Regions from separate parts of the Homo sapiens genome. Here region 1 is linked to region 2. Evidence: read pairs that join two places in POLR2A ChIA-PET (ENCODE). Cell type or tissue: Panc1. All regions are shown on one strand. Links, peaks and the distances in the headings refer to the core of each region. The heading gives the core; the rest is flanking DNA. Region 1 overlaps LOC105377899 (a long non-coding RNA gene). Region 2 overlaps LOC105377899 (a long non-coding RNA gene).

Region 1 (16,955 bases), core at 4,313-12,312, 61 kb after region 2:
CATGGATGAAAACTGAAATGCTTTTTTAAAAAAGAAAAATGTTTGACAATTGTTTGTGGCTTACTTTATCTAAACTACAAGATGACTGAAGGCAGGCAGGCATCCTGTCTAATTTGTTTTTGTTGTGTGGCTCAGTAACCATCACACTCAGACAAACTTTTAAATAAATGTTTAATGAATCAGTAATTGTGTGAATAAATACGTGAGATTCAAACATGCCCCAGTGTGTGGATGGGCCTTGAAACTTTAGCTTCTGCTGAATTGTTTGTTACTATGCATCTTAGGATCATATATCACAAAAACAAGAAAACTTGAACAAGACTGAACATCAGTATATGCTAACTCTTTATTGAGGAGAAATAAAATTAGGTGTAAGCCTATCTGGCCAGGCTGTTTCTGTCAAATACATAGTGTTATCCAAGGCCAAATAAGGCAGACATAGTGGATTTGACTATTATGTAAATTTGGTTCCATAAGATGGAACACACTTGTGTAGATGAGAAGGATGCTTCCTTTAAAAGAAATGGAAATTTCCATCTTAGGAAGACAATTCTGGGACCTATGGAAATGGATTTTAGATTAAGGGAAGAAAATGTGTTCTACTCTTCCTGGAGCCTAGAATAGATATACATCAGGCTTTGCAATATAGCAAGAGATTAATCGCCCTGGCCACAAGGAAACGAGTCAGCAGTAGGACAGGAAGCAAGCCAGTAAGGGGGATCTGTGACTGGTCTGCACCTGGGCAGTTGTTGAATGTAGTCACTTTGTAATATACACCTTCTGCTTCCTGAAATGTTCAGTAAACTGTCATTAATATTTGCAATGCTTACTGTGCCTTGGGTTTGGAAAGAAATGTGTGCTAGTCACAATAACCAGGGCAGTAATCAAAGGATTGGTGATCCTGGTGCTCAGCAGCAATGGAATCAGCCCAGTGGACACATGAGGTGCAAGGCCAGAAAAAAAAAAAAAATCTCTGACATTTAGAGAGCAGCCATTTGTTAACAAGTTGCCTTGTCTGTAAAATGGGGCGATAATGCTTGTCTTTGCTTCCCTCCAGGAAAGTTATGAAATGTGAAATAATTAACGACTGTAATGTGTTTTGAATACCTAGCAAGAAACATGTTATATAAGCATATGATATCATGATTACCTCCATAATAAAAAGAAAATATTTAAAATAATAATAATATGTACATTTTAACACCTGCAGTTGCATATGAAATGTATAACCCTTTTTACTGTTTTCTGTCTAATACATTGCACCTGCATTAAAAATGTACCCCCATGGTTCAATTTTTAAAAATACATAAAATTTAGACAGGTACTTATTCTTTTATTCACCCCATTGTGCCTAAATCTCACAGAACATATTTTAAACAATATACTACCACAAAGAGACCACTTCAATACAAATCTCAATAGTGTGGGTTAATAAAAATTACTTTTAAAGGCAAACATCTGGCACCTCATAAATATATATCACCTTTCATCAAGAGTTGTTCAAACTCTCCCTATATATATTACACTTATAAGCATTATTAATTCAGCATATTGTACGATGGTTTTAGAGTAGTCCCAAAGCAGAATTACATATGTAAAATATGTGCTGCAATATCTAGGCCTGTGCAGATCATAAAGAACAAGACATTAACCACAATGCTAAATCCTTTTGATTTAATGTTTTCTGTTAGCTAGCAGGGGTGACTTTTTAAACACAGATACAAGAAAATACTATAGTTAAGCTTAAAGGCAGCTATTTAGTCTAATTTTTTTCTCTCTCTTGCGACATTTAGCAAATTATTCCAGGCCTACACTTAGCTCATGTCAAAAATGTGTCTTAAATATTTTACTCCAGTTTATTTGTACATATGAAACAAATTTTAAAAGATGATTTGCCTTTACAAAGTCTCTATCCATAACACCAAACTGATACTTCTTTTTTTTTCAGACGATATTGAAAATAAAGAATATTCTGTCATGCCCTTTGACCATTTTTCCTGCCATTAATGATCTTACTGTGAAATATTTATTCGTTGTAGTTCAGTTTTTATTTTTCCAAGGAAGTAAAGGCCAATTTTCTTGCTATGTGTTTAATAAGCACGGAAAACATATAATCAGTTTTATTGTTATATTTTATAATGGTATATATAAATATATATATAATATTATTATTTTGCCAGTTTAAATAGCACTTACTCCTTTAGCTGTTCCCAAGAAGTTGGCATTAGATACATTTGCTTGTATTTTCATATTTCTTTCTACTAATTTAAAAAGTGAATACCACAAAATGAGTGCATTAAAGCTGAGGATTGTGAAGGTCTGAGGCCTGATCTGGCATAGATTAAATAGACAGTCTGCCTTATTCATATCATAAGCCTGGCATTCTATCTAAAATTTCCCATTATTCATATATATATTTAAATCCTATTGACTTCCATGCACTAGCCTATGCAGTGAAGATACAGTGACAAATGAAACAGGCAGCCTTCTTAACCATATAGAACACTCCACATGAAAGAGAAAATGGAAAAAGATAAGTAAACAATTAAAACTTTAAAATTGTTTAAGTTCTCTAAGAAAAAACTATATAAGTGGCTGTGACCAAAAATTAAAAGGGACCTTAATTTGAATAAGATGCTCAGATATAACCTCAGTATCTAATGCTAAATATGTAATACTGATTTCTTGATTAAATGATGAATGGAAGAAACACATCTAACTTTTATCTCACAATCATATTAAAATGAATATCTAAATATCCAACTAGAGATTATTCTGTGTTCATATTAGAAAACATGGAAGAATAACAGTAAAATACAGAAACTTCAAGACAATTTTCTACATAAGGAGGAGTCCTACTTAACAATGATTTGCACAGATCATTGCTTGTCTGCACGCAAAGAAGCACCTTGCCCAGAAAATAAGGGAAGAGATTCTAAAAGAATTCACTAGTATCAATGGGTTGAAGGCCAAATTCATTACTTTAACACTAAGACAGCAATGTGTGATCCTTCTAGAGTCCTGTGAGGACCCTATTATTGTTTGCCTTAAGTGCCTAGATCCCATAGCACTTGCTCACAGTGTATCCTTGGAACTACCCCTGCTAAATAATGCCTGTGATAATAAACACAAAATGGTGATCTTTGATGCAGAAGGAAGTTTCGGGTTGTAAAGCCTGTATAGCAGTGGTGCTATCTCTACAAACTTCTGGTAATGAAACTCTGAACTGACAAGTGAAACTACAAAATATGAGAACCTTATCCGTCTCCCTTCATTTGAGCTTGAAAGACTCAGTCTTGAATCCTCTGAAAGGTCTCATTTCACATTAGAAAAGAATAATCTTGGAAAAATAACTGAAATTATTTGAAAGTTCAAAAAAGAGTAACTCAGACGAGCAGTCAAAAATATTAGGTGTTCTTACAAAACCCTAAAAAAATTAGTACAAGATCAATGTTTCTTTATAGGAGTCAAGGTAATAGTGGAACTATAAAACAGACAATCAAAGGGAAAATTTGATCCCAAAGGGATTACAAAGAGAAAAACAATATAAGCAATAAATTTAAAGCCTAAATGAAGCAGAGATCAACAGAATGAAAGAGCAGGAACTAATGATCAACACCAATTTGACTGCCACTATTAGCCAGCAGCCTCCTAGACACTGGGGTTACAGCAATGAATAAAACAAAGTCCCTTTTTTCAAGGAGCTCTCTTTTATATTCTACTGAAGAGAGACTGCCATAAACAAAATGAACAATTAAACATCTGCTACGTTAGAAGCTGATAAGTGCAACGAAAACTATATATAAAGGAAAAGGAACAAACATGGGGATGAGGTTATAATTTTTGACTGAGTAGTCAAGAAAGATCTCACTGAGAAGGTGACACTAGGACTTGATATTGTAGAAAGGATAGTGTGCGACTTCTGAGTCATAAAAGACATTGTAGCTTCCATCTTGATTTCTTGATTTCTTACAGCACTCATTCTGGCAATAGTCAGGTATCATGGCATGAAAACGCTCAACCAGTCTATGAAGAGGCAATCATGGAGAAGGAGGATACACATGGATTAGATAAAGGCCACCCATCTAGATATGACCCATGTATATGTGACCCATGTTGTGTGATGCATATGTGTGATATTTTTGTTATGTATATGTGGTGGCTTTTATCTAATCTATGCATATCCCTGTAAGCCTCTGAGTTTCATTTATCACAGAAAATGCTCTTGCCTTCACAGAGTTTATAGCAGTTTTATAGCCGTATTACTTCAAATTGTCAAACATATTATTCTCAGCGCAGTAAATTTAGCTTTAAAACTCATATCTAACAAAGTAACACACAACACATGCATGTAAACAATAGTACAATCATGCTTTTAAGGTAATCCAAAATGCAAGCTCATGCCTTTCAAAAATTTATTAAAAGAATGATACTTCATATCCAACTAATGTGTATACAGGAAGGAAAGCGTGGTTTCACCTAGATTAATTTTAAAATACTTCAATACATTAAAGGAAATATGAACAAATTGTCTCCTAGAAAAATGACGAAAAGACACCCAAGAAAGCGTCATCCTTAGAAAATTAAATCTAGAATATTTATTCAACATGTAAAGGACATAAGGCCTATGATAGCCACTTATCATACCACATTATTTTGAAAGTTCTTGTCAATTATATGCATAACAGTAGAAATAATTTGTAAGGAAAGAATTCCAGAACATCCCATTATCTACCTTAAAAATGCAGAAAATATTCAACTTAAAATCACTTTAAAAAGAACACTTTATATTATGGCTGTAAAATATAAATATGAGGAAATCAAAAGCTTTCATTGATACTAATGGTGTCTAAGATGTCAGTCACTATAGCAACCAAGTTCTAGAATATATAAAAATAAATTGTATAGTTGGCCCTCTGTATCTGTGGGTTCCATATCCATGGATTCAACCAACTACAGATAGAAGCTATTCAAAAAAGATAAAAGAAAAATTGCATTATACTGCATATGTACATATGTTTATATCTTGTCATTATTATTCTAACAGTACAGTATAATAATTATTCACACAACATTTACATTATATTAGATATTATAAGTAATCTAGAACTGATTTAAAGTATATTGGGATGATGTGCTTAGGTTATATGAAAACACTACTCCATTTTATATAAGGGCCTTGAGTGTCCATGGATTTTGATATCCATGGGGGTTTTGGAACTAACCTACCATAGATATCAAGGGATGACTGTTTAAGAAATACTTGTGGCCACATCAAGTGGCTCACACCTGTAATCCCAGCACTTTGGGAGACTAAGGTAGGAACATTGCTTGGACCCAGAAGTTTGAGACCAGCCTGGGCAGTACAATGAGACCCTAACTCTTAAAAAAAAAAATCAAAAATTTAGCTGGCCATTGTGGCACGTGCCCATGGACCTAGCTACTCAAGAGGCTGAGGCAGGAGGATTGTGTGAGCCCAGGTTTGCACCACTGCACTCCAACCTGGGAGACAGAGGGAGACCTTGTCTCAAAAAAAAAAAAAAAAAGTAAAGAAAACAAAATGAAAGAAATGTTTATATAAAGAGTACCACAAAATTTTACTAAGGAAAAAAAACCATTTTAAAAGTTAAGTAAAAGTAGAGGGACATGTCAGATTTCTGGATTAGAAGATGGGATGGTATAGATGTACAAATTTTCCTAAAATTACCTGTAAATATCATGAAATGTTAATCAATACATCAAAAGAATATATTTCAAACATGACAAAAATAATTCTAAGCTATGAGAAAAATAAATTGTATTATCTTTGTGCCTTCTCTCCTAAAGAATGCCATGTTTGAGGAAGCATATGGACTATATTATACACCTCACTGAAGAAGATATCACATATATAAATGAACAGAAAACTAGTATGTGACTGTTGTTAGTGAGCTGCATATCTTGATAGGCAACATATTCCATACTATATTTTTGCAGTTCTACTAATTAGGCAACCAATGTTTCAAAATGTAATGTGCATAAATATATCTTGGTACTTAGAATAGCAAATAAAAAGGAGAGAATCTCTCTTGACCAAATTTCAATTTCTAAGTTAATCTTTTATAAATGGGAAGTAGGACAAACACTAATCCATATTGAGGACTTCTAATTTTCTAGGTACTTTACGTATATTTTGTCATTTAATCTTAACACCAACACCATGAGATAGATAAACCAATAGTTCCACAAGAAAACTGAAACTCAGAGAAATGAAACACCAGTTATTCAACTACTTATTGGTAAATTCAGTCAATCCCAAGATTTTCTGGCTCTCTAAATTCAGACCCCTTCAATTTGCCATTTTTTAGTGGTTTAATTGCTTATATCTCTTACATCATTTTTTAATATTCTTATTTCAAATAGTATGATTTCTACTTTGGTCATTCTCTTCATCATGTCTGCCGATTCTCATGTTGGTTTACTTCCCATGCATTAGCAATTTTTGATTAGTGAAATTTTATTTATCTACAGCATATCCGCCTACTATGTATCTATATTTATTTATTATTTAGAAAGCCCTAGAGTTGTGGAAATGCCACTTCAGATATGTCTTTGGTTGTTTTGTTTTTTTTGTTTTTCAGGGAAATTTTAAGAAGTTTAATAACCCTGGCACAATTTATATGTTGAATTCTTGGCATGTTGTTCTAAAACCATGCAGTGTGTGTACTTTATCATCTTATACTCACATTTAAGATAAACTTGAGATTTTGATTTCTCTTCAGTGACATTTCCTCTTCAAAGATAGAGACACAAGAAATACCCTTACTGCTTTTTAGAAGAAAGGATGCAGTGAGGAGTGCTGAGTTTTATTCAGGCTCTTGCCTCCTAAAGCCCTGAGGCTACGCCATTCATCCTTGTGTGTCTTTACAAGCTTCGGAACCCACTTTTCCAGCCCGGATATGACCCCCCAGAATTCTATTTCCTGAGCCACCTTGGTGTCAGCCTCAATCTACTACTTTTGGACTGGTTTTGTGCTTGATTCCAAGTAAATGTGGATTAATTTTTTGTTGTTTTCAGTTCAGATATCCAACTTTTTAAATCTAGCATTTCCAGACAGGAATAAAGGGGCATTTCCTCTTCTCTCCCCCTCCATATGAACTGACACTTAACACCCCATGCTCTTCTCATCGTTTTTGCCCCCATGATCTAAGAATTATTCCTCTCTACTCTCATCTAGTTTTCTTAAAATTCACAAACAAACATTTTCTAATCCCTTACTTTTTTCCTTATTTTTTTTTATTTCTTTAATCTTTTCCTCCTTTCCTGGGTGCCTTCTCTTCTTTACTATCTCCAACATCAGCCAGTCCACTTCTCCCCACTTTTCTTTCACTTTTCATGTAACTTATCCATTAGTGATTAATTTTGTTTGGTTTTCTCTTGTTATACAAGGACATAAGTCACAACTGAAATATTTTTTGTGTGTGCTTCATTGGTTAGATTGGAACACTACAAAAATGCAACCAAAATGGGGCCTAAGGGATCAAATTATTATGAAAAATTAATTAAGTTAATTAACTGTAACTTGGAATTTGAATGCACAGAACTCTTTCAGGTAATTAGCACTCCTATAGGCTAGGGATTGTATTTTTAGGGTGGAATAAATTGTGAAGTTTGAACTGAAGTCAGGTAATTTATGAAAAAAACTATTGCCCCTTGTTAAGATCTAAATAAATATCAGCCATGTCAGTTTTAAATATAAGATCTGTTAAACTATGCCAAGGTAGCTTTTCAAGGGAAGATATTCTGTTAAAGTCAATTCTCATTCTACTTTAGAGAACTAGTTAAAACTTTCAGAAAAAAATCTTATTAATATAGGGATCAATTCATCATTTGGAGATCATCTTGGGTCAAAAACTCAGTTTGTACAATAGAAAAAAATTTTAGCTCACAGTTATTCTGTGCTATGTGCCAGGGACTATTCTAAGTGACTTATCTCCAATCATTTAGTATTTTCTAAAACTACTCTAAGTAATAGATCATGCTATCATTTCATTTTGTGAGGAAACTGAGGCACAGTCAGGTTAGGTAAGTTGTTCCAGGTCACATAGGTATTGGATTTTGGAGTTAATATTTTAAATTAAGTAAACTCACTCCAGGTATGGGGCTTTTTCAAAAAAAAAAAAAAAAAAGCACTTTTTAAAATAGTTCTTTTCTTCCTATTTTTTTTTTCTTAGAGCTAAAAATTCCAAACACTAAAATTAGGCTTTCTTAATCCTAAGTGGTAATTGGGTGAGTTTTCCTGTGGAAAAACAATTCTGACTTCCATAGTGTTTAGGAAATAATGCGATCTGAGAGTGAGAGAATAATTTAAAGCTAATGCTATGTGAAATATTTCATAAAATATGAGAAAAATGACACTTTAAGAACTATAAGTCTAATGCAACTGCATTAGAAGAACCATGAAATCCATGGATAATTAATATTAATCCAAGAAAGAGAATAAGACTTGTCCACATCCTATCTATAGAAATAAATGTAGATGTTAGTATACTGGTGTAAATGTGTACGTGTATTTCTTAGCTCTGTCTACTGAAAAGGCCAGGAGGTAATGAGACCCAAGTAACAATGAGCATCCTCAGTGCCTCAATCTTCATTTATTAATGCTACAGTCCAACAAATGAAATGAGTGCTTCTGGAGAAATGGCTGATTCCAGAGTGCTTATGTTATTCATTTGCAATACTGTTAAGCTCATTTATATTCTTTGTATTATATTTTAGGCTCTCCCACTCAAATCCTGGTTTCTTTTAATTTTTTTAATTATTTCTTTAAAATAAATAATTTGGGAGGATGTTAACATTGTGAGGATATGTTAAACAGCAACATGGTTCTACAAGTAAAAACTATGCAAACAGTTATAATCATACAACTAATACTCCCTACTCATGCCATCTACCATCACCCCGATTCTTTCCATCTCATTCCTACCCTCTAAGTAGCCAATCTCATTAGTTTCTGCTTTATCCTTCCTTAACTTCTGTTTACGAAAATGAGAATATACATGTATATTTCCATGTGCCGCTACTTTCTGCAATAAAGGGTAGAAAACTATAGATATTCTTTTCACTTTGTTTCTTTTACATAACAATATATCCTGGAAATCAATCTATGTCAGTTCTAAGAGACACTTCTTATTTTTTATAGCTGCATAATATTCTATTATGTAAGTGTATCACTTTATTTATTTATTTATTAAATCATCATCCCATGTATGAGCATTTAGGTTTTTCTGATATTTTGTAATAAACAATGCAGTAATGAATAATATTGTCAATGTGTATTTTTATATTGTCGGAGGTCTATTTTCAAGATGATTTCCTAGTAGTCAGATTGCTCACTGTAATAGGTTGAACGGTGGCCTCAAAGAAGATATGTCCACGTATTCATCTTCAGAACCTGTGAATGTTGCTTTGTTTGAGAAAAGAGTTTTTGCAAATATAATTAAGTTAAATATCTTGAGATGGAAAAGACTATCACGAATCATCTAGGTGTTCTCTAGACCACCTAGGTCTAAAAGATAAGGACCCTTTTAACAAAAGGGCAGAAGGAGGCTTCAGATTGACATAAAAGACAGAGAAAAGAAGTCAATGTGATCACAGAGACAGAGACTGGAGTGACGTGGCCACAAATCACAAATGTCAATAGCGTCGAGAAGCTGGAAGAGACCAAGAACTGATTCTTCCCTGGAACCTGCAGAGGGAGTGTGGTCCTGTTAATACTTTTGATTTTTTTTTGAATTCTGGTCTCTGAAGTTGTGAGGGAATAATTTTTCTTGTTTTTAAGCCAAAAGGGTTGTACCAGATAACATTCACACTGGTAAAGAGATTACCTGTTCCTCAACAGCCTCACCAACAGAATATATTGTCATACTTATAAATTTTTGCCAAATCTAATCGGTTCTATTGGTGTTCTTTTAATTTACATTTATCTGTGAGTTAGATTAAACACTTTTCATATGCTTAAATGCCATTATTCTTTCTTCTTTGTTAAGTATCTTTCATATATTTTCCCAATATTTCCATCATGTTTTGGCCCTTTAATCCTCAATTCATTTTGTTAATTTTTATTATATATTGACAATTTATAGTTGTGTATGTTTATGGGATACAGAGAAGTGCTATAACTTTTTAACACAATGTTGAATGGTTAAATTAAATAAATTATATTAATCAGTTCAAATGTTTAACATTTTTGTGATGAGAACACTAAAACTTTATTCTCTTTGCAATATTAAATCATACAATACTCAATTATTAGCTATATTCAGCATGCTGTTATGGATCTCAAAAAAAAATCAAATTTATTCCACCTATCTAACAGAATTTATATCCTGTAACTATTATCTCCCCATTTCCCCCACCCACTAGCCTCTGATAAATACAATTCTACTCTTTACTTTTATTAGTTCGACTGTTTTAGATTCCACATACAAGTAAAAATATGTGGTATTTGTTTTTCTATGGTTTATTTTACTTAGCATAATGTTTTCCAGTTCTACCCATATTGTCACAAATGGTGGAATTTCTTCCTTTTATAAAGCTGAGTTGTATTTCACTGTGTATATGTACCAGATTTTCTTTTTCTTTTTTTTTTTTTTTTTTTTGAGACGGAGTCTCGCTCTGTCACCCAGGCTGGAGTGCAGTGGCGCGATCTCTGCTCACAGCAAGCTCCGCCTCCCAGGTTCATGCCATTCTCCTGCCTCAGCCTCCCGAGTAGAGTAGCTGGGATTACAGGCGCCCGCCACCAGGCCAGGCTAATTTTTGTATTTTTAGTAGAGACGGGGATTTCACCGTGTTAGCCAGGATGGTCTCGATCTCCTGACCTCGTGATCCGCCCGCCGCGGCCTCCCAAAGTGCTGGGATTACAGGCGTGAGCCACCGCGCCCGACCCAGATTTTCTTTATCCATTTGTCCCTGGACGGACACAGGTTGCTCTCATAACTTGGCTATTGGGAAGAGTGCTGCAATGAATACCAGAGTGCAGAAATCTCTCAGACATACTGACTCCAAAGCTTTTGGGTAAATGCACTGAACTATGACTCTAATTTTTAAGAGTTCTTTATGTATTAGGGCTATTTTTCTGTTGTCTATGATATATTCTGCAAATATTTTCGTACAGTTTGTCAATTGTCTTTTGACTTTGTTTATAGTGTTTTCACCATACTTTTTTCTTTCCTCATTTTTCTGTAGTTAAATGTATCAACCTTTTAAAAATCACCTCTGGATTTTGATTCATGATTAGAAAGACTTTCCGTCCATCAAGTTAAAGAGAAACTCATTCAATGAATTCTAGTTTTCTTCTAGTACTTATTTATTTCTACTACTTGTATGGTTTTATTTTTATACTTTTGTATCTTCCATCTGGAGTTTATTCTATAATTTGCACTTGACTGATACCGTTTGGTGCATTCCTATACTTTCATAATTTCTAAATCCCCTGTTTTAGATGTGTGTCTTCTATATATCATATAGCTGAATTATGATTTGGGGATGCAAAATAAAAATACTTTCTTTTAATAGATAAGCCCATTCACATTTATTGACATGACTGAGACAGCTGGTTTCAACTCCGTAATATTTAATAATTACGTACATTTTATCTTATTTGCAGTGTTTTTATTAAAATGTGTACTTTTGCTTTTTAAAAACCTTATGTTTGTATGCAAGAAGATTTGTATTTTTATTCTAGTGATTATCTTTTTTAGTTAGACCTTTATACATGCACTTTCTTTAACCTCTTAATTTACCTTAATCTACTTTCTTCTTTTCTTGTTTTTCCTTTTATAGAGCATTAATTTTGAGTTTTTCACAACATCCATCAATGTGCATTAGTAGTCCACTCATTCTACTTTTGTTTTAGATCTAGAATTACATATATTAAAATATTTACCGTCAGTCTTTTTGCTAAAGCATTGCCAGCGATACATCAGCTGAGTGAAGATTATCCTGTAGTATATTCTTCAAGAAAAGATTATGGGTACAAAATCCCTAAGTTATTGCACGTTCAAAACTGTTTTTATATAGCTTTGATAATTGAAGGACAGTTTGGCTGGATATAATCCTTAATTAACTTTTTTTCACTGAGTTGTTTGAAAATCTGCTCAATTTTTGTCTTGCTTATGTTGTTTTTAAAAAGTCTGATGCTTGTCAAATTCTATTGACTTATAATTTATATGATCTTTTTACCTGGAGATCTTGAGGATATTTTCTTTATCTTTGAAGTCTAATCATTTTACTGTGACATTTCTTAAAGTTGACCATTCTGTGTTAATTTTTCCAGGCACCTAACGGGACCCTTTAATATATACATTCAACTCTTACTTTATCTGGAAAGTTTTTGTCTTAGATTATAGTTTAAATATTAGTTACATTTCATTGTTAACCCTTTCAGGGACATCAATTACATAAATGTCATTGTTCTTACTCTTTTTACTTCTGTTCTTATCCCATTTTTTATCTTATTGGTTGTTACCCCTTTCTTCAGTTCCTCTATTAAATTTTCATTTTATTTTGCATCTAATATTTTTTTCGTTATCTCAAAGATAATTTTGTCTCTTTCTTCTATTCCTTTCCTGAGTACAACCAATTGTATTTTTCTTTCATCCTATTATTTGTCCATTTCTGGTCTTAGTTTTTAAATTTCTGATTCAAACTGCTTCTTGATAACTCCAATGCTTGTCTGATTATATTTTACTTTCAAATGTTTCCTTCTGTGTATTTTTACAAAGAGTGAGAAAGTAAAGGGGTGACTTTCAGTGTTTTAAATCTATTATTCTTTACAATATCTCTGTATACACTTATTGAAATTTTATGTTTTTATTTCTGTGGTTTGGAATGAATAATATAATTCTGAATTCAATGAAAGCTTTTCTCAGTGTTTCAAAGTCTAGATTCTTCAATGGGCTTTACTCTACGCTAGGACAAAAGGTTGAGTAGTGTGCCTCTGGTATTTTTTCTAATACCTTGTATGGCCTTGAATTTTCTCTTTTGTGTATTTTCCCTCTTCAGCACAGAATTTCCAAAATTTTCTTCTTCGTTCTTTTTTACCTTTTTCTGACCCAGAAGCTAAGCCTTTCAAAATCTGCCACTTCAAATAATGTACAATTTTAAGTTACATTCTTGTAGTCCACACTCTTATCCGTCAAAAGTTTATTTTATAATAATTTCACAGTAAGAGTGAAATTACATATTCTGGTAATAGTTTTATCTCAACCTCAGGTTATTGGTATTTCTCTCTTCTCTCTTCCTCACAGTTTTTCTCTACCTACCCTTACTCACACAAAGATGTGCATCAGGGCAACTCCTGGAGTAATCACTTGCTGGGATTAGATGGTTTGCCTTTTTTTCTTACATTTACTTTAACATTTAGCAACCTCTGTCTTTAAGTTATACTAAGGGGTTTGTTTTGTGTTTTTTTTATTATTAAACATCAAGTTCTGGGGTACATGTGCAGAACATGCATGTTTGTTACATAGGTATACATGCGCCATGGTGGTTTGTGGCACCCATCAACCCGTCATCTACATTAGGTATTTCTCCTAATGCTATCCTTCCCATAACCCCCGAACCCCTGACAGACCTCCCTGTGTCCATGTGTTCTCATTGTTCAACTCCCACTTATGAGTGAGAACACGTGGTGTTTGGTTTTCTGTTCTTGCATTAGTTTGCTGAGAATGATGGTTTCCAGTGTCATCCATGTCCCTGCAAAGGATACGAACTCATCCTTTTTTATGGCTGCATAGTATTCCATGGTGTATATGTGCCACATTTTCTTTATCCACTATCATTTATGGGCATTTGGGTTGGTTCCAAGTCTTTGCTATTGTGAACAATGCTGCAATAAACATACATGTGCATGTGTCTTTGTAGTAGAATTATTCATAATACTTTGGGTATATACTCGGTAATGGGATTGCTGGGTCAAATGGTATTTCTAGTTCTGGATCCTTGAGGAATTGCCACATTGTCTTCCACAGTGGTTGAACTAATTTACACTCCCACCAACAGTGTAAAAGTGTTCCTATTTCTCCACATCCTCTCCAGCATCTATTGTTTCTTGACTTTTTAATGACAACCATTCTAACTTGCATGAGATGGTATCTCATTTTGGTTTTGATTTGCATTCCTCTAATGACCAGTGATGTTGAGCTTTTTATCATATGTTTGTTGGCTGCATAAAACTCTTCTTTTGAGAAATGTATGTTTATATCCACTTTTTGATGGGGTTGTTTGTTTCTTTCTTGTAAATCTATTTAAGTTCTTTGTAGATGCTGGATATTCGCCCTTTGTCAGATGGATAGATTGCAAAATTTTTCTCCCATTCTTAAGGTTGCCTGTTCACTCTAACGACAGTTTCTTTTGCTGTGCAGAAGCTCTTTAATCAGATCCCATTTGTCGATTTTGGCTTTTGTTGCCATTGCTTTTGGTGTTTTAGTCATGAAGTCTTTGCCCATGCCAATGTCCTGAATGGTATTGTCTAAGTTTTCTTTTAGGGTTTTTATGGCTTTTATGTCTCATATTTAAGTTTTTAATCCATCTTGAGTTAATTTTTGTATAAACTGTAAGGAAGGGATCCAGTTTCAGCTGTCTGCCTATAGCTAGCCCGTTTTCCCAACACCATTTATTAAATAGGGAATCCTTTCCCCATTGCTTGTTTTTGTCAGGTTTGTCAAAGATCAGATGGTTGTAGAAGTGTGGCATTATTTCTGAGGCCTCTGTTCTGTTCCACTGGTCTATATATCTGTTTTGGTACCAGTACCATGCTGTTTTGGTTACTGTAGCCTTGTAGTATAGTTTGAAGTCATGTAGTGTGATGCCTCCTACTTTGTTTTTTCTGCTTAGGATTGTCTTGGCTATGTGGCCTCTTTTTTGGTTCCACATGAAATTTAAAGTAGTTTTTTTCCAATTCTGTGAAGAAAGTCAATGGTAGCTTGATCGGGATAGCATTAAATCTATAAATTACTTTGGGCAGTATGAACATTTTGACGACATTGATTCTTTCTATCCATGAGCATGGAATGTTTTTCCATTTGTTTATGTCCTCTCTTATTTCCTTGAGCAGTGGTTTGTAGTTCTCCTTGAAGAGGTCCTTCAGATCCTTGCAAGTTGTATTCCTAGATATTTTTTTCTCTTAGTAGCAATTGTGAATGGGATTTTACTCATGATTTGGCTGTCTGTTATTGGTGTATAAAAATGTTTGTGATTTTTGCACATTGATTTTGTATCCTAAGACTTTGCTCAATTTGCTTATCAGCTTAAGGAGATTTTGGGCTAAGACAATGGAGTTTTCTAAATATACAATCATGTCATCTGCAAACAGAGACAATTTGACTTCCTCTTTTCCTACTTGAATACCCTTTATTTCTTTCTCTTGCCTGATTGCTCTGGCCAGAACTTGCAATACTATGTTGAATGGGAGTGGTGAGAGAGGGCAACCTTGTCTTGTGCTGTTTTTCAAACAGAATTCTTCCAGTTTTTGCCCATTCAGTATGATATTGGCTGTGGGTTTGTCATAAATAGCTCTTATTATTTTGAGATACGTTCCATCAATGCCTACTTTATTGAGAGTTTTTAGCATGAAGCGCTGTTGAATTTTGTCAAGGACTTTTCTGCATCTATTGAGATAATCATGTAGTTTTTGTCATTGTTTCTGTTTATGTGATGAATTACATTATTGATTTGCATATGTTGAACCAGCCTTGCATCCCAGGAATAAAGCCAACTTGATTGTGGTGGATAAGCTTTTTGATGTACTGCTGGATTCAGTTTGCCAGTATTTTATTGAGGATTTTCGCATTGTGTTCATCAGGGATATTGGCCTGAAATTTTTCTCTTGTTGTGTCTCTGCCAGACTTTGGTATCAGGATGATGCTGGCCTCATAAAATGAGTTTGGGAGGATTCCCTCTATTTCTATTGTTTGGAATAGTTTCAGAAGGAATGGTACCAGCTCTTCTTTGTACCTCTGGCAGAATTCATCTGTGAATCTGTCTGGTCCTGGATTTTTTTTGAGTGGTAGACTATTAATTGCTGCCTCAATTTCAGAACTTGTTATTGGTTTATTCAGGATTCGACTTCTTCCTGGTTTAGTCTTGGGAATATGTATATATTCAGGAATGTAACCATTTCTTCTGGATTTTCTAGGTTATTTTTGTAGAGGTGTTTATAGTATTCTCTGATGATGGTTTGTATTCCTGTGGGATCTGTGGTGATAGCCCCTTTATCATTTTTCATTGCATCTATTTGATTCTTCTCCTTTCTTCTTTATTATTTTGGTTAGTAGTCTATCTATTTTGTTGATCTTTTCAAAAAACCAGCTTCTGGATTCATTGATTTTTTGAAGGAATTTTCGTGTCTCTCTCTCCTTCAGTTCTGTTCTGATCTTAGTTATTTCTTGTCTTCTGCTAGCTTTTGAATTTGTTTGCTCTTGCTTCTCTAGTTCTTTTAATTGTGGTGTTAGGATGTTGATTTTAGATCTTCCCTGCTTTCTCTTGTGGGCATTTAGTGCTATGAATTTCCCTCTACACACTGCTGTAAATGTGTCTCAAAGATTCCGGTACGTTGTGTCTTTGTTCTCATTGGTTTCAAAGAGCATCTTTATTTCTGCCTTCATTTTGATATTTACCCAGAAGTCATTCAGAAGCAGGTTGTTCAGTTTCCATGTAGTTGTGTGGTTTTGAGTGAGTTTCTTAAACCTGAGTTCCAATTTGATTGCACTGTGGTCTGAGAGACTGTTTGTTATGATTTCCGTTCTACTGCATTTGCTGAGGAGTGTTTTACATTCGATTATGTGGTCAGTTTTAGAATCAGTGCAATGTGGTGCTGAGAAGAATGTATATTCTGTTGATTTGGGGTCAAGAGTTCTGTAGATGTCTATTAGGTCCTCTTGGTTCACAGCCGAGTTCAAGTCCTGGATATCCTT
Region 2 (16,955 bases), core at 4,380-12,379:
ATGCTTACTAAATAAAGAGATACCAAAGGACATTTAATCTGAAGCTTGCTTTACTTGAACTAAAGTAAAATAATAGAATGAGCACTCAATACACACACACACACTCACACAGAGTCAGGGAAACAATCTATACAATTCAGGTGAATACTGCTTATGAATGCATTTCCATGTTTGTGCATTTCTATTATAAGCATGACAGAATTCATATAACTTAAGTAGCCATTGTCTTGTGCCTCCTCCTTTTGATGACTTTGTATTGTCATTTTTATCCTGGCTTCTGAAAACTATTGTCATTCTGTAGGTAGAGATAATACCCTGTGAGCAAGGGAAGTTTGTCAAATGTGGGCAGGAATAGGAATAAAGCTATCTTATTTCTTGTCTTGGTTTTACCTCTTGGCTGTGTAGAATCTTAGAAAATCTATCTAGTCTCCCTTTACCCATATAGTTTCCCATTACACAAAGTGAGACAACTATATATTGTTTATGATTTCTCTCATTCAAACATTCTAATTATACTGTGCAAACATAATTAGTCATATCTCGCATTTAGTATCACAGACTGATCATAATTTTGAAAATTTTATTCACAGAGAAAGCCCATCCGTAAATAGTGAATGTAGACTACACCCTTCCTATGCAAATTGTGAGTAGGTCTGGAAGGAAGTGTCAATTCCCTTTGGTGCTACTGAGGCATCAGGGTGCTCATTAATATCTACATGGTCAGCATGACTCTTTAGCCCTGAAAGTTCTACCCATGTTCCAGGTGAGGGAAATTCAGGCTGATTCAGGCATCATTTCTATAGAATTTCCTGCATAGGATTTTAAAGTTGAAATACTATGCAAACAAAACCAGAATTGAGACTTGTTCAGTGAGCACAGTATGGCTAAAGGATACAGGCCAGTTTACTAAGCCATTTTCTTAGTTATACAACTAATTCAGACATCTCTATATAAAATACACAAACTTAAGTTGAGTTGAGGCTACCTGGATACGGCTCCTTGCTAAAGACTGGAGGAGGAAATTCGGCTTCAGGAATCAGCCTTCTTTTTCACCCTTTGCTCTTGAGGTAATTTCTTATACACCTTAAGTTGTCCTAGCGAACCTCTTTGTTCAACTAGCCCTTATACTGTGCTGTATCTTTTCAAGTTACTTTATACTGTAGCGAGTTTACTAATGCAAGTAGTTATTATGTTCCATTGTTATCATTATTAGACATTAGTAACTAATATTAAGGGCTCACTGTATGCTTAACACCATTCTAAATGCTTTATGTGGATTAACTCATTTTGTCCTTATGAATTAATGAAGAAGGAATGTTATTTAAAGTTCCATCTTACAGATGAAGAAACTGAGGCACAGGGTACTAAAGTAACTTGCCTAAGTTAACACTGCCAAGAGGGATATCAGAATTTGAACCCAAATATACTGATTCTATACTCTGTCCTCTTAACCACTACCTACACTGCCATTTGTTGACTTAATTATGTCTATTGCACAATCCTTCAGTTATTACTCTTATTCTAATTAGTCCTTTCTGCTGTGTGTGTGTGTGTGTATATATACACACACACACACATATATATATACATATATATATACACATATATATACATATATATACATATATATGTGTATATATATATATATATGTGTATATATATATATACACGTATATATATATACACTGCTTCTCTGTTTTTCTCCTTTCTCTTGTATTTTAACACTTTTATTTTCTGTATGGGACAGACTGCATGCAGTGATCTACTCAGACCTGACAGGGCCCTTGTTGCTTCTCTCTTATTGCTGTCTGTTCTGTCTCTGTTTTTTCTCTCTTATACCACCTGTCCAACTTCAATACAAAGTGACTTACTACTCTCTGCTAACATTTCCACTCAGTCTACGTTCCCAAGGCCGTTGGATCAAAGATTCTCTTCTTCCCTCAAAATGCGGCTTTTTCTATGATTTATTTTAATTATGTGTGGTTTGAATGATTATCTTTGTTTCTGAAAAAAATGTATTCTTTGAACAACAACAACAAAAATCTTTGAGGATTTTGTTGGTGGTGTTTTGTTTTATTTTTCATCAATGTTCCCAGAGAGACCAGTACTCTGAAATTCTTTTCTATTTACTTGAAAGAGTCCTCCCCACCTAAAAAAAGTTATATGTCAAAAATTGTCAGCTCTTTATGAATAGAAAAAGTATCGCTTCAAGACTTACCCACTTAAGATTTTATTGACCAGTTTATGTCAATAATAAACTGCTAGATTCTCTAGAAATGGCAATCTCAGTGTCTTTTCATTGAGTTTACAAAGAAACTGCAATTTACTTAATTTTACAATGGCTCCTCCTAGCACAAACAGATTGAAGGCTATCACTTTAGTTTACCAACAGGTACATTAAAATATTATGTGACATGTTTAATTCAGATGTCAGGTAAAGCTCATTCCTTTGGATATTAATGAAATTGTTTCTATTTTCTATGGATTATAGAGAATGAAATGTCTTAACAATTTTTTATGGATTTATAAAGATCTTTTGGAATTTTAGCTGTTCTCTTACTTAAGTTTAGGGATAGGCTAAGTGTCTTGATTGTCTTAGCCTGTTTTTAAATGCAAACACTGATAAGGAATTCAGTATATTTTATGTACAATGGATTATCAAAGGTTAAGGAGATAGGAGTGCATAACAACACCCACAACTTAAAACACCACATTTAAAATAACCTGTTCTAAACGCCTTACAGCCATTTCTTTGGTTTAGGTTTTATCGCCCTAATAGGCTGCCCAGTAATCCTTCCTTCTCTTCACTCTCTTACATACCCCCAACGTTTCTGTTCATATCCAGTAAAAGGCAATATTAAATCACCTTTTCCAGCATGGCTCCTGCAGAACTATACCTTCAGGGTCTCACCATCCACCTCCAAGAGGCTTAAAGAGGTATTTTCCCCAAACAAAGGCAGTTCTCTTCCTTAAGTCAGAATTCTGGAGCCAGCTGTTTAGGTAATTAAATTCTCAAACTCCACTCTATGCAAAGTGTGACACTGACTCAGATTGCTTGAAGGCAGTCCAGTATTCTTAAACTATTCTGAATATTTTAGTCCCTGAAATAATGATGGTAAATATATTACGGTTCCACTTCTCATCATTCAGTGTGAGGGTGCAGTTCCCCGGCCGTTTCCTTCTCTCATGACTATTAAAAAAGGGCATATCATTTGAGATACTGAAACATTTAAAGCTGTTTAATCTTTGAGCTTGTCTCCGTTAGAGTCAAAGTCAAATATTTCAAATTCTGAACCTAAGGTTGATCATTTCCTTTAGTGCTCTTATGCCTCTCAAGGTTCCAAATATTCAATGTTCATCTAGGCAATCTGAGTCAAGAATTCCAACACCATAATTTGTATTCAACATACATGTCAAATCAGGAGGGTTATACCATAGTATAAGTTTCTAATCCACCTGTATTGTCTTTATATGAGCGATGCTGAGTTTTGATCCAAAGTAATATCCAAACATTGACTAAATTAGCTTTAATATTGATCTACTGCCTTTTTTGTCATTAACATTTATACTTAATAGGGACTTATTTAATCCTGAAAATATTGGTAAAATGATTTTCAGTTGAATTGGTACATATAGCAACATATCCATAGTCTTCCGGGCAAGTTTCATTTCTTTCATTGAACACAGTAGACTGAAGAACATGAATTTAAAATTAATATTCTAAGATTACTATTGCCATAATTATCTGTACAGAGTTTTTTATAAATGCTTTCTCAATTATATATATGTCCACACTGTGAAGAAAAAGGCTATTGTAAATTTAAAGCCAAGTTTAAAACGTGATTCTTTCTGTTGCTGCTTGCTAATTAATTGTGCTTAATTATAATTCACTTTTAAACACAGTCATTATAAAAGAATAGTTAATTATTCCACATTGTGGAAGATTTGGGTATAAAGTAATGTATTCAAAGAATATAAAAATATTATGTTAACATAAATATTTTCCAAAGTGTGGGTAATTATGCTCTGTCACTGAAAACTTCATAAAATGACTTATTTTTGATATATATTATTGCAAAAAAAGTAAAATTTATGAAAATAATTTGAATTATTTATAATCTGTATTTTATACTATAAGGTCTTCAATTTTTCTGCTAAATGTGTGTGTATACATTTACAAATAATTATGATTGAAAGATAGTTGAGCTATCAAATACACAAACAATAACAATTGGAAAATAATGCAATACGCCATGACTTTTTAATGACTTTAATTAAACTGGAAAAAGAGATATTAGTGAAATGCTTTTATTAGAACTGACGTCATATATGGGAAATATTAAAATACATTGTGAAGGCTCTTTCTTGTATTATATCTTATATCACTGTCAGTTATTTTTGTTGCATGAAAACCACCCCAAAACTTAGTGGCTTAAAACAACAACCAGCATTTATTATTTTTCATATTTTTGCAATTTGGGTAGGGCTTTAGGGGAACAGCTTTTCTCTGCTCTGCATGCTATTGTCCTGGATGGCTTAACTGGGACTAGAGGATTTGAGATGTCTTCACTTACAAGTCTGGCACTTCAGATAGAGTAGTTGGAAGAGCTTCAGGAGTGGCTGAGACTCTCTCCGACAAGTGGTCTTCCATTATTCAGAAGTCTTACTAAACCTCTACAGGGAAGCGTGATGCCAAGAAAGCAAAAACTGAGGCAACCTGGTTTCTTAAGATCTAGACCTGGAACTAGCACAATGTTATTTCCGCCACATTCTCTTGGTCAAAATAAGTCAAAAACTCAACACAGATGCGAGAAGAGGGGAAATAGATTCCACCTCAATGATGGGAGGTACAACATGTATGTAGGAGCAAGGGCTGAGTAATTGACAGCCATCTCTGCAGCCATCTCCTACAATCACTATCAATATTAACACTTAAAGAGGGAGACATCATGACTCACAAGAATTTTCAATAGGTGACACTTCAGTTGTCAAATAAAAACCCAACATTTTTTATAAGCCTTCTGTGATTTAAGTTGTTGAGATGCCAAAATAAATTTGTAAAGTAACAACAAACATACTGAGATGTTGGTCAAGTTGATTGCCAACTAGAAACTAGTTAGCATAGGTTAATCAAATACTTCAGATTTTAGCCAGTTCAATTGTGTTACTGATCTATTCTAGGCACTGAATATTCCCATAAGAAGGACATACAAATATTAGAAGCAGTGAATGATGTGCTAATAGCCAAAATTATATGTCAATTATCACATTTTCAATTACCTATCACATTTGGCAATTAACATTTTGTTAATCATCCACTCTCCAGTTTGATGTGACTTTCTAAAGTAAGTAGCTTACCCTCTAACTCTGAAAAATTACTGTTTATCATTAGTGAATACATAATCAGTTCCTAAAATTTATATTTGATTTAGGACTGTCTTGTGATAATGAATTCACCTCAAGCAGGATTTGTCTAGAGTAGTGTATGTATGGGAGAGCAGACATTTTCAAGCAATGGTTTTGCAGTTTGGATGTCCTAACTATACAAACAGTATGCTGAAAATGGATTTGCAGACATTAAGAAAGCATTTCTAATGATGTTCATTTTGATAATCAGAGTGCTTTTCATAGAAGTATGTTCTCATAGCAATGTAAATAAAGCAGACTGTTATTTTGATCAATATAGAATCATATGAGCTGTGGTTTGTGAATAACTATCCAAATGTAGTCCTTCTTTGTGCATTTTGGCTAATGAAGTGTGGTGTGGTGGAAAGTACACAGATGTTTACAGATTTGAGTTCAAATCTTAGCCCATTCAATTATTAGTAGATTATTCAGCTGTTGCCATGCTAATGCTGCCTAACAAACCATCCCAAACCAATAACAACAAACATTTATTTGTTTAGTTCATGGGTCTACAGATCAAGGCAGTTTGGCTCTATAGGCTGTGATTGTCTGGGCAGCTCTGCTTCAAGCTGTGGTCAGGCTGGCCTCAACTCCTCACTGCAGGACAGGGTTAGGTCTATCCTCCATGGATAAGTGGCCACCAAAGATATTATTATCATGGTAAGTAGCAGAAAGGCAAAAGCAACCTAAACGATATAATACATTTAAAACCATTTTCAGGCCTTGCTCACATAATATCCACTTATTTTTCTGTGGCCAAAATTATGTGGTCAAATTCAAATGCGGCATAGAATGTACTACATCCCAAGAGGGAAGCAGGGAGGTAAGTGAATATTTGCTGAATAGTATTCTAATCTTTCACAGTAGCTATCCACATTTGAGTACTTTCCATATTGCCTTTGATTTCCAATGTTATCATTATCTGCAAAATGGGGGTAATAATAAAACATGATCAGAACTATGTGAGGATTAGCATGTTCCTGACACAAAATTGACTGGATAATCTGGTGGTGTCATTCAGTTCAATATGCATCTGTAGGGTAGAACAGATTTAGCTAAAATTGAAAGAAGTAAAATCTTGGATATTTTAAAGTTGCTGTCACCAATTAGTACATTTCATTTACTACTGTTAAAAATAAAGTTGACGTGAGGATATTAGTAAAAATTTACATAAAAATATTAAGTTCCATTTAGTACTGTTACAAAGTCATATTCCTTAGGTGTACGGCATTTATTCAGTGATATATCAGTAGATAAATTAACCAACAAGTTGACATTAAATACCCTGTTAAATTATGAAGTGGCCATTGCTGCAGAAAACTGGCAACAGATATAAGGGAGTTTCCCTCTAGCAGCTTCACATTTTTATATGGAGTCTAAAAACAAGGGAGTTTAAAACACAAATTAATGACATAGACAATTAAGTTGTAGAATTAGGGATGGCAAACATCTCAGTATCTTAGTAATAATTATGAAGAAACTCATAAAGGAAGAAGAAATGATGTAATAATTGAAGGACTGGACTTGAGTAAAGAAAATGGTTGGAAACTACTAGCTAGGAGAGTTCGCCCCTGCTATTACTATTACCACTGGCTTCATTTATAGAGCATCTACAGTTGTATCAAGCTCCATGATAGAACTTTACCTTCAGTGGTTTATTATATAGCAAACCTGGTGGTTGTCCCCAGTGAAGAAGACATTCACAGTTTAATCATTTTTAAAAATTCACTGGAAAAGGTAAGATTAGCATTAAAACCACAAGCCTGTTAAATTCCATCCCCTATGCAACACTCTCTCACATGGTATGACATACTTGGAAAAAGAAGAGAGTATATGTAGCATACCAGTAAAAAACAATAATTAAAAGGCAAGGTTGGCTCATATTATAAAGAACATTGGATCAGATTAAGGAATTTGAATGCTTTATGCCAATAAGGGGGACATTGGTAGATTTTGTTTGATGAGAACAGATTGTTAAAATGAAAGCAACATGACACATACACATTAGACCACATTGGAAATGTGGAGATTAGTTTAAAGGTTATGCAATAGTTCAGGTCTGTCAGTGAAGGGTGTGCAATAGGACATGAAAGAAATGAAACAGATACTATAAAGGCAGCATTAGCAGGTTTTCAAGAAAGAGAGTTCTACTATTTTTAATTACTCATTTAGTCATATTTTTAGATCACATCTTTCTTGTGATCATAACATACAACCAATAATTCCTTCTGTGTACAAATATGCCTTTCCTTAAGAGATTCCACTGGCTCACATACATTATTGCTGAAAGACAGAAGCAGATGTTAATGGAAGTGATGTTTAATGATCTGTGACCATATATACAAAGAATACAGGCAACATAGTCATCTGCTAACCACATCCTTGAAGCCTGCCAGTGCAACAGAATTCATGACCTTCAGATCTCAAGAACCAGCCTCTTCCCAGTGAGTTGAAAGTGCTCAGCTGGAAGAAGGGTGAAAAGAGAGAGTAAACATTGGAACAAGTGTGACATCTCCTTGTATTTGGGGTAAGTGATATACATGCAGTCTTCCCTTTACCTCCCATTTCCCCTGTAATTAGGGTGAGGTTTATTCTCAAGGTACAGAGCAGCTGGGGTTCACAGAAGGGCATTACCACACTTGGGTGCCAATCTTTAATGATGCAGCACTGCCTATGTATACAGACTTCAAGGCCATCAGCAAATATGTGAAAAATATCACAACAAGCTTCCATGAAAAGCATCAATAATGATTCAATGACCAAAGGAAGACACTCACTTTGTAATCAAATATAACCTATAGACAGCTAAGCACATGTGGCATGGTTTATGAGTGAAGCTGGGGTTCACAGAAAGGCAGTCTATACACTATTTGGAGGATAAATCATCAAATAATAGATTTCATTAATTATCATTACTAAAATGAAATTTTCACTTTGATACTTAGAGTCACCAAGAAAGAAGCTGTTCCAAATTCTTAGGCATCCTGCCATGGTATGATTAATTTTACAGTCCATGTATGGATGTTTAGTTAGAGAAGAGAACTGTAGATATCTTGTACAATCCATCAAAATAGTAGGAATAAACTGTCACTCCCAACCTGAGCCGTGAACATGTTTATTTATGAGCCACTCTGCTGAAATTGAAAAAAAGAAAATCAAGACAGCAATGCAAAGAGAGGCATCTGAAATGTTTTCTGCTAAGTAACAGCTAATGGAAAGCATGCAACGAAGAAAGCCTGGCTTATTTCCAGTTTTCAAAAAGGTTGAAAACATTGGCTCAAAGAGTTTCGATTTCTTATTTGACCCACCTTAGGACTCTTAAAATGTAATGTGCTTGTCTTTAAATTTTGGCTAGTTATGTTTTAAAGGGTAGTGAAATCTCTTCTCTAAATCTGTATTTTTAGCATGAATTAAGAAAAACTGAAAATAAATGCATCAACTTGATAAGCGACCATCTTTGTGGAATACTACTATGATGATTTCTTATCTCTCTAGTTATCTGTACTTGTTTTCATTTCTTCTGCATTATAGATTGTATTTATATTTCAACATAAAGTCATCACCTTTTCTTTCATTTATTTGTAGCTTTATCCCCATTTCTAGGGACAATAAGTAAAGCAAGGTAGGGGCTCAGTAAATATCTGTTGAATGAATGGATGAACAAATACACTACTTTTATTTACAGCCATAATTATATTAGTGCCATATTATATGTTATAGCCATAATATATATAGCCATAATTATATTATAGCCATAATTATATTGAGCTATAAACTATATAAATTAACATAAACTTTGAAAATGTACCTTAAAATATCCACTTATTACCAGTACTTGGGAGAAATTTCAACAAACTACAAGGACAAACTAGAAACAAAAAAAAAGTTAAAGAGTAGCTTTAACTTATGCAAAAAGAAGAACCATGTATACTTAAAAATACTTAATCATCTTATTAAATAACATTGCATCAAGGGGAAGACAAAACTTTTCATTACTGCAGTATATTACATATCAAAACTCATGAGATGCTGTCAAAGAGATTTTTTTGATGAGGAAGACAACTTATTAAATGTCGATCTCAGATGTTAAAAAAGAAGTACGAGAAGATAATAAACACAAATTGGTGTATAAGAATGCTTATGTTTTTTGCACATTGATTTTGTATCCTGAGACTTTACTGAAGTTGCTTATCAGCTTAAGGAGATTTTGGGCTGAGATGATGGGGTTTTCTAGATATACAATCATGTCATCTGCAAACAGGGACGATTTGACTTCCTCTTTTCCTAATTGAATATCCTTTATTTCTTTCTCCTGCCTGATTGCCCTGGCCAGAACTTCCAACACTATGTTGAATAGGAGCGGTGAGAGAGGGCATCCCTGTCTTGTGCCAGTTTTCAAAGGGTATGCTTCCAGTTTTTGCCCATTCAGTATGATATTGGCTGTGGGTTTGTCATAAATAGCTCTTATTATTTTGTGATACATCCCATCAATACCTAATTTATTGAGAGTTTTTAGCATGAAGGGTTGTTGAATTTTGTCAACGGCCTTTTCTGCATCTATTGAGATAATCATGTGGTTTTTGTCTTTGGTTCTGTTTATATGCTGCATTACATTTACTGATTTGCATATGTTGAACCACCCTTGCATCCCAGGGATGAAGCCCACTTGATCATGGTGGATAAGCTTTTTGATGTGCTGCTGGATTCGGTTTGCCAGTATTTTATTGAGGATTTTTGCATCAATGTTCATCAGGGATATTGGTCTAAAATTCTCTTTTTTTTTGCGTCTCTGCCAGACTTTGGTATCAGGATGATGTTGGCCTCATAAAATGAATTAGGGAGGATTCCCTCTTTTTCTATTGATTGGAATAATTTCAGAAGGAATGGTACCAGCTCCTCCTTGTACCTCTGGTAGAATTTGGCTGTGAATCCATCTGGTCATGGACTTTTTTTGGTTGGTAAGCTATTAATTATTGCCTCAATTTCAGAGCCTGTTATTGGTCTATTCAGAGATTCAACTTCCTCCTGGTTTAGTCTTGGGAGAGTGTATGTGTCCAGGAATTTATCCATTTCTTCTAGATTTTCTAGTTTATTTGCGTAGAGGTGTTTATAGTATTCTCTGATGGCAGTTTGTATTTCCATGGGATCGGGGTTGATATCTCCTTTATCATTTTTTATTGTTTCTATTTGATTCTTCTCTCTTTTCTTCTTTATTAGTCTTGCTAGCGGTCTATCAATTTTGTTGATCTTTTCAAAAAACCAGCTCCTGGATTCATTGATTTTTTGAAGGGTTTTTTGTGTCTCTATCTCCTTCAGTTCTTCTCTGATCTTAGTTATTTCTTGCCTTCTGCTAGCTTTTGAATGTGTTTGCTCTTGCTTCTCTAGTTCTTTTAATTGTGATGTTAGGGTGTCAATTTTAGATCTTTCCGGCTTTCTCTTGTGGGCATTTAGTGCTATAAATTTCTCTCTACACACAGCTTTAAATGTGTCCCAGAGATTCTGGTATGTTGTGTCTTTGTTCTCATTGGTTTCAAAGAACATCTTTATTTCTGCCTCCATTTCGTTATGTACCCAGTAGTCATTCAGGAGCAGGTTGTTCAGTTTCCATGCAGCTGAGCGGTTTTGAGTGAGTTTCTTAATCCTGAGTTCTAGTTTGATTACACTGCGGTCTGAGAGGCAGTTTGTTATAATTTCTGTTCTTCTGCATTTGCTGAAGAGTGCTTTACTTCCAACTATGTGGTCACATTCTTATACACCAATAACAGACAAACAGAGAGCCAAATCATGAGTGAACTCCCATTCACAATTGCTTCAAAGAGAATAAAATACCTAGGAATCCCACTTACAAGGGATGTGAAGGACCTCTTCAGGGAGAACTAAAAACCACTGCTCAACGAAATAAAAGAGGACACAAGCAAATGGAAGAACATTCCATGCTCATGGATAGGAAGAATCAATATCATGAAAATGGCCATACTGCCCAAGGTAATTTATAGATTCAATGCCATCCCCATCAAGCTACCGATGACTTTCTTCACGGAATTGGAAAAACTACTTTAAAGTTCATATGGAACCAAAAAAAGAGCCCGCATTGCCAAGACAATCCTAAGCCAAAAGAAAAAAGCTGGAGACATCACGCTACCCGACTTCAAACTATACTACAAGGCTACAGTAACCAAAACAGCATGGTACTGCTACCAAAACAGAGATATAGACCAATGGAACAGAGCAGAGCCCTCAAAATAATACCACACATCAACCATCTGATCTTTGACAAACCTGACAAAAACAAGAAATGAGGAAAGGATTCCCTATTTAACAAATGGTGCTGGGAGAACTGGCTAGCTATATGTAGAAAGCTGAAACTGGATCCCTTCCTTACACCTTATACAAAAATTAATTCGAGATGGATTAAATACTTAAATTTTAGACCTAAAACCATAAAAACCGTAGAAGAAAAACTAGGCAATACCATTCAGGAAATAGGCACGGGCAAGGACTTCATGACTAAAACACAAAAAGCAATGGCAACAAAAGCCAAAATTGACAAATGAGATATAAATAAACTAAAGAGCTTCTGCACAGCAAAAGAAACTACCATCAGAGTGAACAGGCAACCTACAGAATGGGAGAAAATTTTTGCAATCTACTCATCTGACAAAGGGCTGATATCCAGAATCTACAAAGAACTCAAACAAATTTACAAGAAAAAAACAAACAACCCCATCAAAAACTGGGTGAAGGATATAAACAGACACTTTTCAAAAGAAGACATTTATGCAGCCAAAAAACACACGAAAAAATGCTCATAATCACTGGCCATCAGAGAAATGCAAATCAAAACCACAATGAGGTACCATCTCACCCCACTTAGAATGGCGGTCATTAAAAAGTCAGGAAACAACAGGTGCTGGAGAGGATGTGGAGAAATAGGAACACTTTTACACTGTTGGTGGGACTGTAAACTAGTTCAACCATTGTGGAAGACAGTGTGGCAATTCCTCAAGGATCTAGAACTAGAAATACCATTTGACCCAGCCATCCCATTACTGGGTATACACCCAAAGGATTATAAATCATGCTGCTATAAAGACACATGAACAAGTATGTTTATTGCGGCACTATTCACAATAGCAAAGATTTGGAACCTACCCAAATGTCCATCAATGATAGACTGGATTAAGAAAATGTGGCACATATACACCAGGGAATACTATACAGCCATAAAAAGGATGAGTTCATGTCCTTTGTAGGGACATGGATGAAGCTGGAAACCATCATTCTCAGCAAACTATCGCAAGGACAAAAAAACAAACACTGCATGTTCTCACTCATAGGTGGGAATTGAACAATGAGAACACCTGGACACAAGAAGGGGAACATCACACACCAGGGCCTGTTGTTGGGTGGGGAGAGTGGGGAGGGAAAGCATTAGGAGATATACCCAATGTAAATGACGAGTTAATGGGTGCAGCACACCAATATGGCACATGTATATATAAGTAACAAACCTGCATGTTGTGCATATGTACCCTAGAACTTAAAGTACAAAAGAAAAGAAACACAAATTAAGAAGCAAAAGAAAAAAGAGCTAATAATACATGATCTGATACTTTCCAAAAAGATGACAAGCAGAAAATAATGGCAAAAAGAGAAAACCTTGGAAATGCTTTCAGAGAAAATAAAAATAATTACTTGGCCAGAGTAATTAAAAAGAGTTAGTAATCACTGACAGTACATAAAAAATCATGAGAAAATACCCCATACACGATGAAAAAAGATCGAAAATAATGAAAATGCATATTTGTTTTAAACAACTACTTAATGGATTACCAAAGAGGTAGAAAACCTGGGAGTTAACCAGTAGCAACCAACAACTATGAAATAGGAAAACTATCAAAGAAACATCAAACCAAATGCAGCCAGATTCTTATGATGCTTCTGGTAAATGCTATCACAACTTCAGCAAGTAAATAATATGTATTGCACTGAAACATATCCCAGAAAACAGAAAATTATAAAATTCCCCCTAATAACAACGATGTTAGAATTAGCAAAGCTAAATAATTACATAGAAAGCTAAAACCTATATTTTGGCAACTTATGTTTTACACCTTCTACCAAAACATTCTTTCTTAGAATGTTTTAAAGCCGAATCCTTCTCATCACTCAGGTTTTAACTCAAATTGCAAGTCCTCAGAGTCCTTCCTTAAACACTCTAAGGTTATGCTGCCTCAGGCACTCTCTAACCAATTCAATCAATTTTATTTTATTTGTCATATGATGATGTGAACTGATTTTACTTTCACTTTTTAAACATGTTTATTGTGTGTTTCTGACCACTGGAGGGTTAGCTCCATGAAGGCACAGCTGAAACCTCAATGTTTTGAACACTGCTTACCACATAGCAGGCACTCAATAGATATTTGTAAATGTTGTTATATCTCACTTAGGAATACAGATATAAAATCCTATAATTTAAATATTAATACAGTGCTTCATTTTAAGTATAATAATTATATATACTTCATATGACCATAACTTAAATACCACAGTGTATTAAAGAGATTCTAGATCATAAACTGATTATAACATTCTACAATATAGGAAGGTTGGTTCAACATTAGGAAATCCATAAATTTTATTACTTCCATACACATGTTAAAACACGTGATTATCGGGGTAGATATTTTACAAACATTTTATAAAATTAAGCAAATATTCGTACTTGAACATTTAGTAAAATAGCTGATAATGACAAAGGTAACTGAGTAATGTGTAAGCAGAAATGAGGTTTGCCGTGCTACTTATAGCCCTGTGTAACATGCCAATAGATTATGGGTGGTAACGTGGTCTGGGAACCTCTGATATTGACCAGGAGAGCCAGCAGAAAGGGTTGAACTCTAATTTAGCTCAGTTTGGTTCTCTTGTTTGAAGTTCCATGTGTAGCTATGCACTCTGGAAATATTAAGCAGAATCGATGGAAAAAGTTATCAGTTGGACTAATACTCTATAAAGCCCACACAAGCTTTGTGAAAGCTGGGCTAGAATGCATAGTCCGGCCTAAAAAAAATATGAAGGCCCCAAACTCTGTGAACATGCACAAGGTCGAGGACACCCAAAAGAGTCCAAGAATTTTTTACATGCGAACACAAGCAACAGAAAAAGAAAGCAAAATAACCATGCCTTCTGGGACAGAGGACTTAAGCTTAAATCTCCGAATTTCAACATTAATAATGGGGACAAAACATGCCAATTGGTAATGATATAATATTTTAAGAACCTAATGTATTTTTAAAACTTCAAGCTAGAAGAAAAATAGAACTGGAAATTGCTGAGACAGAATTGAGTCCAGAAGCAGACCAAATTTTAAAATAACATGATAAATAGAATATTTCAAATCAGCAGAGGAAATACGGCATTAGGACAGATGACTAGCCATTTGTAAAAAATAGTGAAATCACTCCTGTACTCCTTATACCTGAATAAATTCCATATTCATTTCTAAATAAAACATGAAAATGACATTATTAAAAGTTCTAGAGGAAAAATGAAAATGGAAATAAAACTAATCTTATGAGTCTCAAAATTGCTTCTAATTCTGATCAAAAGCCAGAAAGAGAAATTCCACAAAATTAAAGAATAAACACTACTTGTGATAAAAATATGACAGCATGTTTAACAAATGACAAATTGAAGCAAGTGTGCAATGCTTGACAGTCTACTATAAGCTGCTTCTATAAGTCATTATGAAAAAATTACTTTCTGATGGAAAATAGTAAAACAATGTAAACATGTAATTAAAAAATAAATGATTGATAATAAATTAATCATAATCATTAATTATAATCATCAAATAGGCACAAATTATAATAAAGATAACATTTTGCCCATCAGGAGCAACTTTTAAAATTCCAATAATAATGATATAATAATAATCATAATGATGGGAAAATCAAGTTTTAAAATAAATTGTTAATGTTTTTGCATACATTCATAAGTAGACATCTTAAAATATATCACAATTATGAAATGAGCATATGTTGAAATTCTACTTGTGTGATTTCTCTCAGTTAAATAATGTAACAAGTGGACAGCCACATGTGTAAAGCAATCCATACCCCTGCTATTTTTCAATAGAACAAATGAGATACAATTGAAATGTCCATCAGTATTGAATCATTTATCGAAATATTGGTGTATCTTTGGAGAAGATTCTATGCAGGTAAGACACACAGAGAGATTAATGTGTTCATTTTCCAATGTGCCTCTGTACATACAAAAAATCAAAACTATACACAAAGTATTAACATTTCATGCATATTCAGTAATGCCTTGATCTTCATTTTCTTCCTTTATGTATTGAATTATATATAATGACAAACATAAATATCCTTAATTATAAAAAAATAAAACTAGTAATAAAATGGATAATGAAAGGTTTGTCTTCAAGATATTAAGTTATAGTACAAAGTTTTGATAATTTATAGAATGTGGTACTGGCATAAGAATCAACATAGAGGTCAACAAGAATTGATATTGTTACTATTTAGATATAGATAATTATATTTAGAATATATTAAAGGATACATCACAGATAAATGGGAAACGGGATTTATTATTCAACAAATGGTATAGAGAAATATGTATTCCTTAGAGGAAAAATCAGCTTTGATCATATCTTTCATTTTATTTTAAGTTCTGGGATACATGTGCAGGATATGCAGGTTTGTTACACAGGTAAGCATATGTCATGGTGTTTTGCTGCACCTATCAACCCATCACCTAGGTATTAAGCCCAGCAAGCATTAGCTACTTTTCCTGATGCTCTCCCTCCCTGCACCCCTCACCGACATGCCCAGTGTGTATTGCTCCCCTACCTGTGTCCATGCGTTCTCATTGTTCAGCTCCCATTTGTAAGTGAGAAAAAGTGGTGTTTGGTTTTTTTGTTCCTGTATTAGTTTGCTGAGGATAATGGCTTCCAGTTCCATCCATGTGCCTGCAAAGGACATAATATTGTTTCTTTTTATGGCTGCATAGTATTCCATGGTGTATATGTACCACATTTTCTTTATCCAGTCTATCATTGATGGGCATTTGGGTTGATTACATGTCTTTGCTATTGTGAGCAGTGCTCCAATGAACATATGTGTGCATGTATTTTTATAATAGAATGATTTATATTCTTTTGTGTATATACTCATTAATGGGACTGCTAGGCCGAGTGGTATTTCTGGTTCTAGGTCTTTGAGGAATTGCCACATTGGTTTCCACAATGGTTGAACTAATTTGCATTCCCACCAACAGTGTAAAGGTGTTCCTACTTCTCCACAGCCTTGCCAGCATCTGTTGTTTCTTGGATTTTTTAATAATCACCATTCTGATTAGCATAAGATGGTATCTCTTTGTGGTTTTGATTTGCATTTCTCTAATGATCAGTGATATTGACCTTTTTATTCATATGTTTGTTGGCCACATAAATGTCTTCTTTCAAAAGTGTCTATTCATCTGTTTTGCCCACTTTTTGACGGGGTTGTTTTTTTCTTGAA

What was found. ChIA-PET counts read pairs that join two places held together with the same protein. Peaks named below come from ENCODE experiments on the same cell type or tissue, not always from the same donor. Only the 100,000 strongest peaks of a DNase experiment are listed, where the experiment ranks them.
Region 1: POLR2A ChIA-PET joins it to region 2 with 22 read pairs; 2 of 35 experiments call an interaction of 5 or more read pairs at or near these places.

What each region holds. Positions count from the first base shown.
Region 1 is chr6:93,480,502-93,497,456 of GRCh38, reverse strand. The region is part of intron 2 of LOC105377899 (a long non-coding RNA gene); the gene reads right to left. Among named protein-coding and RNA genes, the nearest start is that of EPHA7, 69 kb to the right of the region's middle. In Panc1, for the core only: no CTCF peak of the experiment used is centred there; no DNase peak of the experiment used is centred there.
Region 2 is chr6:93,541,581-93,558,535 of GRCh38, reverse strand. All of the region lies in intron 3 of LOC105377899 (a long non-coding RNA gene), which reads right to left. Among named protein-coding and RNA genes, the nearest start is that of EPHA7, 130 kb to the right of the region's middle. In Panc1, for the core only: no CTCF peak of the experiment used is centred there; no DNase peak of the experiment used is centred there; H3K27ac peaks cover 199 bases.